Linked DNA regions of Mus musculus: region 2 is linked to region 1. Evidence: chromatin loops called from intact Hi-C (ENCODE). Cell type or tissue: left cerebral cortex. All regions are shown on one strand.

Region 1 (8,000 bases):
CACCAGTGTTTTATTGTGGATGAATTACGTGAAATGGTTAAGTTTGGGCTTCAGAGTCGGAATGAAGGCCCAGACCTGAGCATTATGGGATGTTGGGCGAGACAGACCAGCTGTGGTTTTGCTGATGTTTATTGAGCCCTTGTCATATTGCGCCCGCTGACTCACACTCTAGGAATGCAGTGATGGGGGAGACAAGCAGGACACACTCACAGGTCTGGTTTGCTGTTGCTATGGAGTTTACGCTATGGCTTCTATGAACCCCAGTTTTACTAAGAACATGACATTTGTGAAGATTAAATGAGCTAATTATGTAGCAATTAGCACAGGGTATGGGGCTTGGTGAATGTTCTGTCAATGGCAGCTACTTTATAATTAACATGTATGAGAAGCAAGATGATTCCTCCCTTCGTGGCAACCTGGAAAATGAGATGTTCCATGTAATTGAATTTTTCTAGAATCAAATTACTAATTGTCTAGGGTTTTTTAAAACTATGATTTAATGTACAGATAGTTATTAAGTATGTAAATCTTACATAAATAGGCTAATACTTATGTAAATATATATTTATGTCACCAGCACCCAAATCAAGAAATAGACCATTTAAGACCCTACAGAAAGATCTAGAACATTTTGACTTTAGACATTTTTATTGCCAGATTTCTGGGAAGTTTGGCATGCCGTTCTGTCTTGGTGGACCTTGCCAACAGGTGGTATCACTTTCTGTAACCTCGCTTCTGCTTTCTCTTACTGCCTTTTTTATTAGATACACAAATGGAACATAAGCTACTCTTAAACAGTTGCCTCCATTATTATTGTGTATGCATGCTGTATGCGTGTGGAAGCATGTACCATGACACGCATGTTGAGTGTAGAGGAAGACTTTGTCAAGTCTGTTTTCTCCTTCTACCTCATCGTCAGTTCCCGGGATCAAACTCAGGTCACCAGGCTTTGTGGCAAGCATCTTTACCCACTGAGCTATCTCACCAGCCCATTTTTGGTTGAGCTTATCATTATTTTTCCAGTTTCCACCAGACTTTTTCTCTAAGGTCTATTTTTTTTAATCCTTGTGTTTTTAACTTGTTGTATAATCATCTATAAATGTACATAAGTACCTACTTGAAAAACAAACGCGTGAACCAGTGGAATGTAATAGAGGACCCAGAAACAGACTCACACAGCTGTAGCCTCACTTATTTTCAACCAAGTTGACAGAAACAGACATTGGGGAGGAAAAACCCCCTTCCACGAATGCTGCTGGAGAAACTAGATGGCTACCTATAGAAGAATAAAATTCAACTCCCACCCTTCTCTCTCCACAAAACATCAATTCACAATGGATCAAAGACCTAAAAGTAAAACCTGAAACTTCGAAACTCACATCGGAAAACAGATAAAATACTTCAAGATATAGAAATAAGCGAAGACTTTCTGTTGGGAGGACTCAAGGGTATAGGGAACAATCTGAGGAACGGACAGGTAGAGTTACATGGAATTGGAGCTTGTGAAAGCAATGGCAGCCATCAGGAGAAAGAGCAAGAAGATGACAGAATGGTAAAAACTGCCGAGCACACATTAGACAGGGAATTAATAACCAGAATACATAATGAACTCCAAAACATAAACACCCCAGACTAATTATACAACCAATAAATAGGCCAATTTCTTCCAATGTAACAATATAAATGGCCAATAAATATTGGGAGGGGGGAATCCAACATTCTTAGCTGTCAGGGAAATAAAACTGATTTCAGATTCCATCTTATCATGGTCAGAACGTCTCTCATCAAAAAAATCAAATGATAGGCCCAGCGGTTAGAAGCACTGACCACTCTTTCAGAGGGATTCAGATTCGACTACCAGAACCAACATGGTAGTTCACAAGTATCTGTTATTCTAGTTCCAGGGGATCCAGTGTCCTCTTCTGGCCTCTGCAGGCCCAAGGTAAATACATGGCACACAGAGACACATGCAGACCAAGAAAAAAAATACATACACAATTTTTAAAAATTAATTAAATGCCATTGAGTGTTGGTGAGAATATGAGGGAACAGGAAACCTTATGCATAGCTGCCGGGAAGATAAGTTGGTTCACTCTCTTTGAAAGTTAAAACTACCTTGTGACTCAGCGATGCTATTTCCAGCCCAACTCTCCACTTCCCACTATAACTAAGAAACAGAACCAGCCTAGATACCCATCGGCAGATGAACAGATAAAGAAAATGTGGCACACGCACACGATGCCGTCTTACTCAGTCATGAAGAAAAATGAAATTCTAGCATTTGCAGGGATGGCATCTGAACCGAATGAAGCTCTTTATGCTAAATGAAGGAAGAGTGTCATATGTAGACTCGAGACGTAGAGGAGTGTGTTCGTGGGTGGAGAGGCATGGGGAGGATGTAACATTAAGGGAGGAATGGGGAGAAGAAAGTAGCGGAATACACACGAAGTGAAAGCATGGCAGGGACCGTGTGGGAGGAAGCAGGCAGTGGCCTGATGAGCCTGGGAAGGAGGAGAGAAGGCAGTGGAGGAGGTGATGGACATGGGCAAAAATAAAATGGCGAAATAAAATGTAAACAACACGATGGAGCCATTGCTTTGGATAGCTTAAAATAAATAAATAAATAAAATAAACTACTTGCTAAAGAACAATCGAGTTGTTGAAGCTCAATAAAGCCCAGTGACATACCTTTTAGTGGAAGGGCCTGGGACAACTGCTGGAGAGATTGAGGGGGATGCCGTGCGTTGTTTTCAGCCACTCTTGTGCACCCCTTAAAGTGCTTGGTGGAAACTTGGCCCAGCAGTGCATTTGATTCCTAGGCAGAAATGAAAGAACAAAGAACTGCTGGGACTAGACTGGGATGGAAATGTATGACTCAATCATTCATTCACTCATTCATTCATTCATTCATTTACTTCAAGCCTTCTATGTGGGGTACACTATGCCTGGGGCTCCTCTTAACTCCCAGGAACACCTGCACCACCCCTTCCTGCCACCTTTGGATGGATGTGCTGTCACGGCTTAGATTCATTTCTCTCCTCTTGAAGACCTATCATCCTTGCACACTACGGGCCCAGTTTAATCTTGGCTTAAAAATAAGATCATTCTTTCCCCCATTTATGGAGGGGATTCTCCACAGGGTAGAGGTGGTGCTGCTGGGTGGGCTGAGGTAGAGAGACTGCCTGAGACGGCTTTTCTCCCCTCTGCAAACTCTGAGAGTCCCACTTGGACTCCAGAGTCCCATTGAGAGCACGGCAGCAATGTTGATGTGCAATTCTAATGCCGATTTTAGCAGCCTAAGTGCTTTTTAATGCATAGCATTACAGCAAGTGGGCCCTATTCTCTCAGTCTCTGAATAGCTGTCTGGAGGGGCGTAATTCCCAGCTCGGCCTCCAAGCACAGTTATTTACAAGCCCGGTTGCACGCTCACGTCAAGTGTGGTGAGAGCCAGAATGGAGATGGGCTGAGTTTAAAGCAATTTGGCAAGTCTTTATTCCCTGCATAATCATGCTGGCGCCTCAGCCACCCCCACCTGAGTGTCTGTCCATATATGGTAAAGCAAGTCTGAAAATTTGGGGAGACCAGCTGCAGAAGAAATAATTCTGCACCTCCCCCCTTCCATCTGGCTCTGAAATTGCCCCCCTGGCCTCTTAGCTGTGCCTTGCTACTCTGCCCAAATTAAGATTCTCAGCCCAAATCTGCTATCTATATCAGTCAGTCACTCCATTCCTTAATCCATCCATTCATCCATCCATCCATCCATCCATCCATCCATCCATCCTTCCATCTGTCTATCCAAACATCTCATCCTAAAATTCGGTGAGTCTTTAAAAGTAAACTTTCTGTTCTATTCCTGCCCAGTCCTTCCCAGTACAACATTGGTTCAACAACTAAGTCAGATCTCAAAACTACTATTCTGAGCTGGACATGGAGGTGTGTATCTATCATCCCAACGGTTGAGAGGCAGAGGCAAGGAACCACAAGTTCAATGTCAATGTAGGCTGGTCCAGTTGACCCTTATCCTAAAATGTACACACAACAAACAAACCAACTCCTCTGTCAATGACTTACGATCAAATTTAAATTAAAATCCAATTCCTTATAAAACACTGTGTAGGGCTTGGTTTCAGCTTCTCAGCTTCCTCTCCTGTATTTATTATAATGTAGGCACATTGGCCTCCTCCTGGCTGGTTTTCAGATAACCAGGAGCTTTGACCTAGCCCAGGACACTTTTAACTCTAGTAACTCTTCTATTAACTCTTCGCCTCCCACAACTTTGCTTAAATCTAAACTCAAGCTTTATTTCTTTCAAGATGCCATTGCTGTAAGACTCTCTTCTTCCTCTTATCTACTCTCAAACTCATTATCTTTTATGATGGCACATGGGACGTCTCAGGAGTGCTCACTGGGTGAACCTTCTTAAGTGTTAATGGGTCTGCACGCTTCTCTCTCTGGTGTTTCTTATTGCAACTGCAGCGTCCAAGGCTGCTGTCTTGGTCATCTTGTGATCCATGAAGTTGGAATATCGTGGATATTTATTTCCTTTTCATTTTTGTCCTTACCTATTTTGTTTATTTCCAATCCAATGTATACAATATCCCACATGGAAAATGTCAGTTATCCTCTAAGCCAGTGGTTCTCAACCTGGGGGCCAAGACCCCTTTGGGGGTGGATTATCTATTAAATACCCTACATACAAGATATTTATACTATGATTTGTAACACTAGCAAATTACAGTTATGAAATGACAGCAAAATCATTTAATGTTTGGGGTCACCACACACACTGTGAGGAACTGTGTTAAAGGGTCACAGCCTTAGGAAGGGTGAGAACCTCTGCTCTAAGGTATGCAGTTGAAAACCTAAAGCAAAGCAGCAACTTTGCCCGGGCTCCCCCTCCTGGCTTTACCTCTCCTTTGTTAGCCCATTAGCTTGGGATTTACCCCCAAATACTTCTAAATACATCTGCATCACTAATTTATACTATTTCAGTTTGCAGAATTATTTGTTGGCTTTCCTCTACAGATACACACAAAAAAAAGTGAAAATGTACTGGACTTTGTCTATGAGAGATGGTTTGGGGGTCTCTTTTCTACTTCCCAGCCAATCATATGAATGTTACCTTCCCGCCCTGAGACTTCCACTCAAGCTAATCTTCATTTTGGTTGAACTAATATTCCATTTTCAAACTTTTTATTGGTTATTTTATTTATTTGCATTTTAGATGTTGTCCCCCTTCCCGTCTCCTCTCTGCAGACCCCTCATTCCATCCCCCTCCTCTTAGCTTCTGTGAGGGTGCTCCCCCACTCACCCACCCACCCACTCCTACCTCACTATCCTAGCATTCTCCTCCACAGGACCAAGGGCCTCTCCTCCCATTGATGCCCGACAAGGCCATCGTCTGCTACATATGCAGACGGAGCCATTGGTCCCTCCCTCTATACCATATTCTTTGGTTGGTGGTTTAGTCCCTTGGAACTCTGGGGGGGAAGGGGGCCTGGTTGGTTGATATTGTTGTTCTTCTTATGGGGTTGCAATCCCCTTCAGTTCTTTCATTCCTTCCCCTAACTCTTCCATTGGGATCCCCAGGCTCAGTCCAATGGTTGGCTGTGAGTATCTACATCTATATTAGTCATGTGCTGGCAGAGTCTCACACGGAACAGCTATACCAGGCTCTGTCAACAAGTGCTTCTTGGCATCAGCAATAATGTGGGGGTTTGGTGTCTGCAGATGGGATGGATCCCTAGGTGGGGTGATCTCTGAATGGTCTTTCTTTCACTCTCTGTTCTGTCCCAGAAGGACCTGGGAGGGAGAGAGGATGGGGAGTGGGGGGAAAAGGGGACAGGATTAGGTATGGGAAGAGACATAAGAGAAGTACAAAGGGTCAGGAAAATGAATAGAAATATGTAGCAGTCAGAGGTAGAGAACTGGGGGTAGCCACTAGAAAGTCCCAGGATCCAGGGAAATGAGAGGTTCCCAGGGCCCAATGGGGATGGCATTAGCTGAAATACCCAACAAAGGGGAGACAGAACGTGTAGAGACAACCTCCAGTAGATAGGCATGCCTCCCAGTTGAGGGATTGGGCCACCCACCCATCTCAAAAAATTTAACCCATTTTTAAATTATTATAACTACTTAAATACAATTACAGCTCAACCATGTGGCAAAATAACTGCTTACCAAGCTAAAGCCCAGGTATTGTATTCAAGCTCCATCTGCCAGAAAACTAGGGAGTCCTCCTACAGTTCTGGAGCCATGATGCACCTTGGAGAGTCACTCTGTGGAAAATTCCGCTCAGGTCTCCCTGCATCTCAGTCCTCTCATGGAGATCAGGGAAACCAGGTCTCCCTGAGGATGCCATCTGATTGTCTCTCGTGTCTGTGCTACAGAAGCATCCTGTAGCATGCCTTCCTAGTGCCTCTCTCCTCTTTGACAGCCTGAGGTGCCAAATGACATTGACAGCAGGTTGTTACGAGGTACAGCTTTCAGGATATAGTTTTACAGAAGGTTCCAGATTGAAGAATGCACATTCTAAGGCAGTGCTCCTCAGCCTTCCTAATGCTGCCACCTTTAATAAAAGTTCCTCATGGTGTGGTGACCTCCAACCATAAAATTATTCTGTTGCTACTTTATGATGGCAATTCTGCTAGTGTTATGAATTATAATACAACTATTGCAGGAAAACTGATAAGTTGATATGTGACCCCCCCAAAGAGGTTGCAACCCACAGGTTGGGAAACACTGTTCTAAGGGACCTGAAGAAGGGTCTCTGGTCATTTGGTCCCTACCGGAGTTAAGCGTAATTGACTGTAGGAAAGCTCTTTGCCCACATTGTGTTCTCTTTCCCCTAGATTATTGTAGATATAAATACATACATGTACACACACACAAACACACAGACACAGAGTTCTATTGGAGACAGGACCTTTAAAGTGATAATTAGATTAAATCTATAAAGATATGGTCTTAGGGTCTTGGTTCAATAAGACTGGTCTCCTTAAGAACATCCCCTGGGGGTCCACTATATAGAATAAAATGGAGACTTTGGGACAGACATATGCAATACAAGCAAAGAAGCCTCAGGGGTGAGGGAGGTATCACCTGCCCTGATTTGAAGTCCGAACTCTAGAATTGAAGACAGGACTTTCCCACTGCCTGAGTCACCCTGGTTGTGGGACATTGCTATGTCAGCCCTGCTTGGCCCCCACACTCGGTGATATTTTGGAGAAGAGAAAGGCTCAGTCTGGCAGACAGGACAATGTACTCTGTCTCACTTGGCCCCAACGTTTCTTGGGCAGGCTAGCTCTTTGGGGAACCTACCTGGGTATGGATGGGCACGCTGAATGAAATTTAGAGCTCCTTTCTCACTGGCTGGTGCCTGCTCAGAGACTTCTACAGAGGGGAAAGTATTTCACTTTTAAAACTCATCTTGATACCTCAGGATTTACATACCAGGTTTCTCGGAGGTGAGCGAAAGCAGAATTGGTATGGAGTCCATGCCTCCACCCAGCTTGGAAATTTACAGCGTTATAAAAGCTTTTCCTGGTCTTTGTAAAGTTTTAAAACTGTTAAATTTTAAGTTTAACGACTCGGGTTGTGGGCTGATGGAGACACCCTGGAGGACGCTCTCATAATGAGCGATGAATTTTCTTCTGTAAATGCCAAGTTCATTGTGCTGGCTACCGAGTCGTCTTTTCTAAGGAAGCCATTTTTCATTTGTCAGAAGATTTGAATTTTTTTTTTAAAAAAATTGTCTGCAGTTATGTCGCATAGGTGTCTTAATCATAAATAAATTGGCTCCCGGATGTCATTTACATATTGTTTCTTTCATGCCTCAGCCAGAGTTGGTTTTTGTTATTGGCTTTATTCTTTTTATCAGTGCAATACATGCACATGTTTTTTAAAATTACATTTTATCAGAAAGGAAACAATGGCCCTTTATCCCGCCCTTCCCACCCCCATGCTCATTCCCCTGATGCTAGCACTTTTAACATCTTTCA
Region 2 (8,000 bases), 64 kb after region 1:
AGACTCTGTGGGGTTTTGCTTTCTTTGTTTTCTTTTGTTTTTGAGGGAGGAACCAACCTCAAACCCAAGCCCACAGTCATTTGTTGAGTACAGAAATGCTTAAAGAGGATCAGATATTTTTAACAACAAAGTGTCACCAAAGCATGAGTAACCTGAAATTTTTTTCTCAGAAAAAAGCAGTAGATGTGTGATTCATGTTGCCTCCTGAAGACAAAACAGATAAGCAAAAGGAGAAGCCAGAAAGCAGGCGACTCACCGCGTAACTATGATAACCCATATGGTTGCCAGGATCCACATTTGCGTGTGTGATCTATAAGAAAGGGGTCCATGCTCAAATCAGAGGGAGAGATGAGGATGGCCTTCATGAAGTAGAGATCAGAGAGAGTAGGCATTGCTCTGCTTGCTGTACTCCGTTTCTTCACGATACCTGGACCACAGCAGCTAGACTCCAAAACGGAGGGACTTGCCAATCTAGAACTAAGTTAAAAAGCCACCACGGAGACTCTGCCTTGGTTTCCCACATTGTATCAGGACCAACACCCATGTACCTTTTTGTTCAAGTGGAAGAAGGAAGGTATTTTTACCTCCTTGACAAGAGAATTAAATTGTAACTATAAGTATTTAATGCTGTCCCAGCCTAAAATGGGGAGGAAAAGAAAAACTACTTTATCTATATACAAATAGGCAAGACAGAGAGAGACTTCAAGATTTCAGAGCATTAAAAGTGATGCAAAGCCCATTTAATGGACACCACCAGAGCTTTTTCCCCCCCAAGCACTGCAATTGATTGCCATGAGATTATGATGCCATTAAAATTCACTCTGCCCATAAACTAATGCTGAGGAAAATGCTGACGTTTATAGCGCTTCCTACAAGGGACATATTTCAGTGTGAAAGTAAGTCCTAATGTGAGAACTTTATCTCAGTAAAGCAACATCTAAGCTGGGGGAAGGAGGAGGAGGAAGAGAGGCCGTGCAGGAGTGCTGTGAGTTTTATTTCTCTCAATAATGGGTGTATGGATGCTAAATTCCAAAGACTTTTTAAAATAAATCTATTGGCCTTTGACAAAATCAATCCAAACCCCATAAACCAAGAAGTCATCCACTTGATATTAATGAGCCCACATTTGCATTTATTTGTCTCTTACACTAGACAAACCATTAATTTCATGTTTATGCTTCCTTTGAAGTCTGAATGCTCATAGATAGATGGCCTCATCGAATCTCCTGCTGCTACATTAATATTTCGCTATAAATGATAAATTTTATCATTTTCCACAACACCCCTTTTTACTTTAAGAAAGCTGTGAAAATACAAGCAATAAGTCTTGAGGTCTGAAAGCGCAGCACTCTTTTTTTTTTTTTTTTTTTAAATACTCTTCAGCTGAGATCATTAAAATAGTGATGTCTTTAGCATCAGGATACCCTTGATGGCCTCTGGGTTTGAAATCAACGTGATGTATAATCAGCCTCTCGTGAGTAAAAGATGGTTCGTGTGGCTGGAACTGACAGTCAAGCGCATTCCTGACCAGCGCTCAGTGCCTATGTTTATCTGATAATGTTTTAATTTCAGACATGAGCCTAATCCATTGACTCTAAAGAGGAAATCTTTGAGGTAGAAGTATTTAGCACCAGTGAAGTATTGTCCCTGGGTCATTTGGTAGGATATTAGAAATGGCAAACTACCAAGCAGGAGGTCCACGGGCTCTAGATGGAATGGATCACCGTTAATCAGTCCACATGCATATACCACGCAGATGGTCCCCGATGGTACTGCTACTGTTTGATGGTGGTGCCAATGACCGTGATGGTGGTGATTGATGAGTGCTGCTTCAACCTTTCTACATGTCCAGCACTGACCCTGGACTCTGAGGCCATCCTTCCAACAATCCTGGAGACAATTGCTACTGTCTCAGATTACTGATAATGGAACTGAAACTCAAAAAGCATAAATCATTTGCCAACTAAGCAACTGATGGAGAGCATGGGAGGTGCAGTTGCCTCTTTACACTGAGCTATCGCATGTAGAGCCCCCAGGAACGTCTAGAGATGCCTTGAACTCCAAATCTAAATTCCATTTCCACAGTAAAAGGAAGGAAGGGACCCAAGCCAGGAGTTTCCATGTGATCAACTTTGATGACAGTCACTTCAAGTCACCCTGAGTCAGGTACATACAATTAGAATGTCTCTTCACTTTTAATCTAGAACACTCTAGTAACATGTTCTTTGCCTTCTCTCATCCTTCAAGGGCTCTCTCTTCTGTTACTGACAGGTCCATCAGTCTAGTCTCTTTCACAGATGTGCACACAACTCTCTGAGACCATACCTATTGCTCTGTCTCCGTTCCACCAGCTAAATGGACTTCGTTTTGCTTACCCAAATACAACACTTCAGCCACAATTCATGTTTTATGTTCATGTGTCGTTAAAATTAATGTGTAGCTTCTTTATACGCTTATAAATATACATCCATATCTATCTTTTTAGATTACACTCCTTTTGGAGGATGAGCAGAAAGTCTCTCCTACCGGAGTTCCATATTCAAATTGATTCTATGAAAAATACTATTCGCACGAAGTAAAAAGACGCATTACAAGAAAAACATAAATTGTTAAAATGTCAAATGACTGCTTGGCTTATTTTTACTTTACTTCTGAGACAGAGTTGTGATTAAAGACTGGAGTGAAATGTTTTAAATGAAAACAAAAATAAGAATATTTAACTGGCAAGAAATGAGAAAGGCAGCTTGGTAGAAAATATCGGAGAGGCCCTCCATTTGGTCAAGAGCATAAATGGCTCAGGTATTGAGACTAGGCCTGTTCTGCTTGCATTACCAAAGGGATACAGAGCATACGTGCAAGGGTAGAGATCAACTTCCTGACCACAGGGCAGGCTGCAGACAGAGGCTAGGCATCCTTAAGTAAACTAGCAGACTGGGTGGAAGAAAAATCGCAACCACTCTCTGTTGGCCGGTTTTTATTGTCGTTCTTATTCACGTGTCTGGATGTTTTGTCTGCAGATAAGAATGTGCACCCTGTGCATGGTGCACATGGAGGTAAAAGAGGGAGTTGAATGCCCCAGAACTGGAGTTACAGATGTTGGGAGCTGCTACATGTGTGCTAGAAACCAAACATGGGTCTTCTCTGCAAGAGAAGTGCTCCTGACCATGTGTTGATCCATCTCTCCAGCCCTTCTTTCATGGACTTTTGATGTTTCCCATTTAATTATACAATTGTCCTTAACTAAACACTACTATTACCTCTGTTTTAAACTCAGGAAAAGCAAGACCTTGGAAGAACATATAAGTTGCATAGAGATGCTAAGGTACTAAGATCGAAGGTACTAAGAAATAAAGCTGAAATTCAGACCCAGAATGCTCTGCTCCAGACCAATGCTGTCTGGCTTCTTTAGTAGCCACATGTGAACTCAAGAAGAAAGCCTGCTTCAGCTCACCCTACACAGTAACTGTGGTCGCCTGCTTCAATAAATGGCCCTCTCTTTACAATGGAGTGGGCAGTAATTGAAAAGAAAATCATTATAATCTCCCAAGTGATCATGACCATGGACAGAGCCATTCTTTCTAGACTTGGAGTTAGAATAAAGGGCCTATCATCCAACTTCTCTGCTTCACAGAAAATAAGGGGCTCTTGAGTGTTAGCATGTTGTCTTAAAAGAGAACTGTGCCCACAGTGACCAGACACCTTGAAAAGAATTTAACCAAGTCAGTCACTGAAAAGCTCACCTACATTCCCCCAGGTCACTAGCAGTGTGATTAAGGGATCCAGGGGGGTCTTTCATTTGTCCCCTCTATCTCACTCTTCTTTTTCATTTGAAAAATTGTAAGTTCTCTATGGGGTTTCCTGAATCTGGATCCAAGGCTGAAATTTCCTTTCACTTCAGACTCACACAGAGAGAGGAATAGAGATGAGAATGAGGAAAACAAAATTCTATTTTTCTGAACCAGCAATGTTTACACCCAAGGCTCAGCGGAGACACAAGAGACAAAGTTCTTTTGTCTGTGCAACAATAGCCCCCGGGGAGCTGGTGCCGTCCTGCTGGGCAAGGTTGCCGCGCCAGCCCCATTGTGTAAGATGTGAGTGAGTGTGTCGATGCTTCTGCCGCCAGAGACTGTTGTGTGCTCAGAACAGTGCCCATTGTGCCCATCTTGCAAGAAGGACTTGGGCTCACCGATGGAAAACACTCACTGTCACTGTCCCCTAACCTCCGCTTTGCCATCCAAATCTCACGTTATGGATATAATCCAGACCTCTGTCATTTGAGGTCCTCTTGCCCTGTACTTCTGAAACAAAAGCTATTATACTGCACCATGAAAAAAAAAAAAAAAAACGTGGACGTGCAGACATAAAGGGGCCTGGAACACCAGCCTCCAAGGGAGCTCCATTTAAAGTTTTAAAATCAAGGAAAACAAAACACTTCCGATTAAAAAACAAGCTTCCATGCCTTTGAGCGCGCACGCACACACACACACAGGTGCATTCATGAGAACATTTCATCAAAATGCTCAGGACAAGAGAGAGTGACCTGTCCTTGCTTTCAGACGCAGAGAGGTGTAGTTGGAGAAGAGGGCCAGACAAGAAGGAAGCCTGAGCTTGCTGAACAAGGCTCGTTCCAATTAATGGGCTCTAACACAGGCAGAAAGGGCACACTTTAACTAAGACACATGGCAGGCAGAGAATATAATCTCTGCACAAATGAAGGGTGCAACCCCACTTTCTTAAAACAGCTTCTCACACCTCTAAAACAAACACAACCAAAAGCAGGTCATATTTTCCTCCCAGTAAGGGAGGCTCTGTGTTCTCCACAAACACCCAGGACACCACCCTGGCAAAGTGGTAGCTATACTGGGTTTGTCATTTAACTCTCTAAGAATCTCAAGGTATTTTGAAAACATAGGGGGTGGGGACTAGGTGCAGGAAATAACACGTTCCTCAAGTCCAAAATGACTCTGAGAAATCACTTGAGGCTCACTCCAGGTTTTAGCATCACATTCTCTGCCTGCAGGACCCAGGGAGAAAAGATGCAGCATCTTCTTAAAGCCATCCAATGCTAAGCATCACACGTCTCCCCAGCCACCCATTCTTAGACCAAAATGTATGTCTACTGCTTTCCTCTTGCAATCCTTCCACCTAGGAACCCTTCCTGCTTGCATACCCTTGCCACCTTCTTCTCATTGTCTATCCAGTTCCTATTTCACAACTGATCTTTAACACACACCCTTCCGTCAAACTCCAGCAGTGGATGAGTGAGGAAACCCCTTCCCTACAGGCATCTGCCTTGCTCTTACTGCAGACATCATCAGATGGTCTTGGAACCTTTCTCGGTGGCATTGGGAGCTGCCAACAAGATGCCCTTTGGTTAATTGGAATTCATGCTAATTCTGTGACCTATCACAGGGATAGAGGGGTGGCTCTGCATCTTGAAGATGAAAAACTCGTTTATGTCACTCAGTATTGGAATGCTGTTGTCGGAGGTGTTGGTATTGATGGTGGTGGTGGTGGTGGTGTGTGTGTGTGTGTGTGTGTGTGTGTGTGTGTGTGTGTTGCTGAAGATGAAGTCCAGGGTCTTGCACATTCTGGGCCATATCTCCAGGCCAGCAGTGCCCAGTGCCCTCATAAGTACTATTCTTATCACATCAATTTCCTAAATAAGAATTTGTCAGGCTGTTTGCTGTCTTTGGGGACAAACTATCTCATTTTCCCTTCATTCTGCCTCCTGCTAGACCAGATGTTGTCCTGGTCTCTGATGGCAGAAAGACATCTCTGTGCGCCATTGTCAAACCGATTCCTGACTTCATCTTTCTGAGTCAGTCAAACCTGTTCCCTGACCAACTTCTCATCCCAGTCTGTTTATTTCTTTTGCTTGGATTGAGCCCACAGTTTTTGCTGGAAAGTGAGGAAATAGTAGGAGAGGGCGAGAAATGAGAGGAAAGGGGGATGGAGAAAAAGATAGGGCTGTGTGTGTGGGGGGGAATAGAAATGTGGGAGAAAGAGAGAGAATGGAATGTTTGCACCAAACCACCTAGTCACCTGACTTCCCAGCATGCATTGCGATCTGGTAAGTTCTGCTTTGGAATTTCTAAAGTCTGCTGTCCCCTGCTGAAAATGGTATTGAGCGAAGACAGAGCCATTTGCAGTCACAGACTCTACAGGTCCAGTAGATCCTCTTTTGAAGTCCTGCCTATCCACAGCATCTATTGTGCATCTACATTTCATTGCTCATCCTTAGTCCTCGTGATGATGTAATTTATATACAGAGAGACAGAAACAAGAGTTAAACAGAGATACAGAGGTGTGTGTGTGTGTGTGTGTGTGTGTGTGTGTGTGTGTGTGTGCGCGTGCGCGCGCATGCGTGCGTGCGTGGGGGGAGAGGAGAGCATGATATTAGTGTGGTAGAAGCCAGTTCATCTATTTCTTTATCATCACGCATCCCAAGCTGGCTTTGAACTTATGATCCTCCAACCTCTGCCCTCAAAGGCTGGAACTACAAGAGCGAATTGCTACATGTTTTTAAGCTGTCTATTAATGAGTGCTATAAAGTGAAACAGAAATGCAATGTGTTGGATTTCAGCAGAGTTCTTTTCAAGGCAATTATTTTTAGAGGAACTCACCCTGTATTTATAACCATTTTCTTTCCCTTATTAGATTTGGCATCCCCACCCATCCTGCCCCTAGAGTCCCTCTCATGTGTCTACAACATGGCAATGTACCAGTTGAAACCACAAGTAATTCAACCTAAGGCCAAAGCCAATTCCAAATTATTTGTCTCAACAGAACTACCTGAATTTGCCAAGTGCTCTGATGCTCCACAGCCATAATTATGTTTCATAATTTGCTGCTCTGTAGACACTTGGAGACAGAAGTGCTGAATTAATTGTAGCATTTTTGTGACCTCTAGACTTTCTCCATTAAGATCAGGTTAATTTTCAACATGAGAAGACTCATTTTTCTGAACAGAATACTATCAGTAATAAACACGGAGCATAAGTGTGCGGTATGCACAAGTGGCTGCTATCAAACAGCTCTTCGATCACAGCCCAGTTCCGCTGAAAAGCCATTTACGTCAAATGCATTAGGAGAGGATGTGATGAGCATTTGATTGGTTTGGGCTTTGTGGACAGGCAGCAGCATCTCTCAACGATTTGGATATATGTTTGTGATGAGGTAAAACCGTGAGTAGGCGTGTTCACCTCAAGGTTCATTGACAGGGTCTGAGGTGTTTTTGAAAAAGAGGAAGACTTCACGGAGCCACCTGGGGGGACCACTCGTTGGAGGCGCTTCATATTACTAGAGGCCACAGGGCTTGTGCTGTTTTGAAGGACTCCTCACCATCCTTCATGCTTGCTCTGACTATGCAGATGCCAATTGAACGGCCCTTGAAGTAATCTGAGCCAACACTCCAGGGTATTGTTTTAACTCCAGTGTATGTGTAAAGCAGGCCAGACTGTAGCTTGGTGGCCTTGCAGTGAAATGCACCTTAGCTGACTAAGAGGGGCTTTTCATAGCATCATCCTGGCCGATTAATGAGCTGTCAAGTTTCTGACCAAGCTTCATCCACTTCTTAGTGAGAGATTCTGGGTAGGAGACTCTCACTCATGAGCAGCATCAATAAGAAGCAGAAATGGCCCTAGAACTAACCAAGATACATTATTTAGTGTCACATGATTTCTGAGACACTGACTTATTCCACATTACCCCCTGTGTTATTTCCAAAAGATAGCATGAATATGATCTCTTTCCATAGAGTGTTAAGTAGAAGATGTAAATTTTGGAACAAATCTAAATCATCAATGCCCTCTTCTAAGTGGGTGTGGCTAGCTTGTAACATTTATAAGAAATTTGGGGTAGATTAATAGTCTTTATAGCTGGGATTCTTAGTTTCCCTGGAGAAAAAAAAATGGGGAAATTAAGCTAAAGAGCTGGGGCACGGCAAGAAGTGGCATTCCCATAAGTCCAGTTTTGGAGAATGTCAGTGTAGCATGCGG

Evidence for each region. Hi-C counts contacts between places; a loop is a spot of excess contacts. Peaks named below come from ENCODE experiments on the same cell type or tissue, not always from the same donor. Only the 100,000 strongest peaks of a DNase experiment are listed, where the experiment ranks them.
Region 2: it touches region 1 in a loop (2.0-fold over the local background); 4 of 42 quality-filtered maps call a loop at or near these places.

The regions. Positions count from the first base shown.
Region 1 is chr9:99,831,213-99,839,212 of GRCm38, reverse strand. It overlaps the pseudogene Gm518. Among named protein-coding and RNA genes, the nearest start is that of Sox14, 41 kb to the left of the region's middle. In left cerebral cortex, no CTCF peak of the experiment used is centred here; DNase peaks (open chromatin) are centred at 2,267, 3,080, 3,443 and 5,774; H3K4me3 peaks cover 398 bases; H3K27ac peaks cover 731 bases.
Region 2 is chr9:99,766,962-99,774,961 of GRCm38, reverse strand. No RefSeq gene overlaps it. Among named protein-coding and RNA genes, the nearest start is that of Gm23949, 20 kb to the right of the region's middle. In left cerebral cortex, no CTCF peak of the experiment used is centred here; a DNase peak (open chromatin) is centred at 4,087.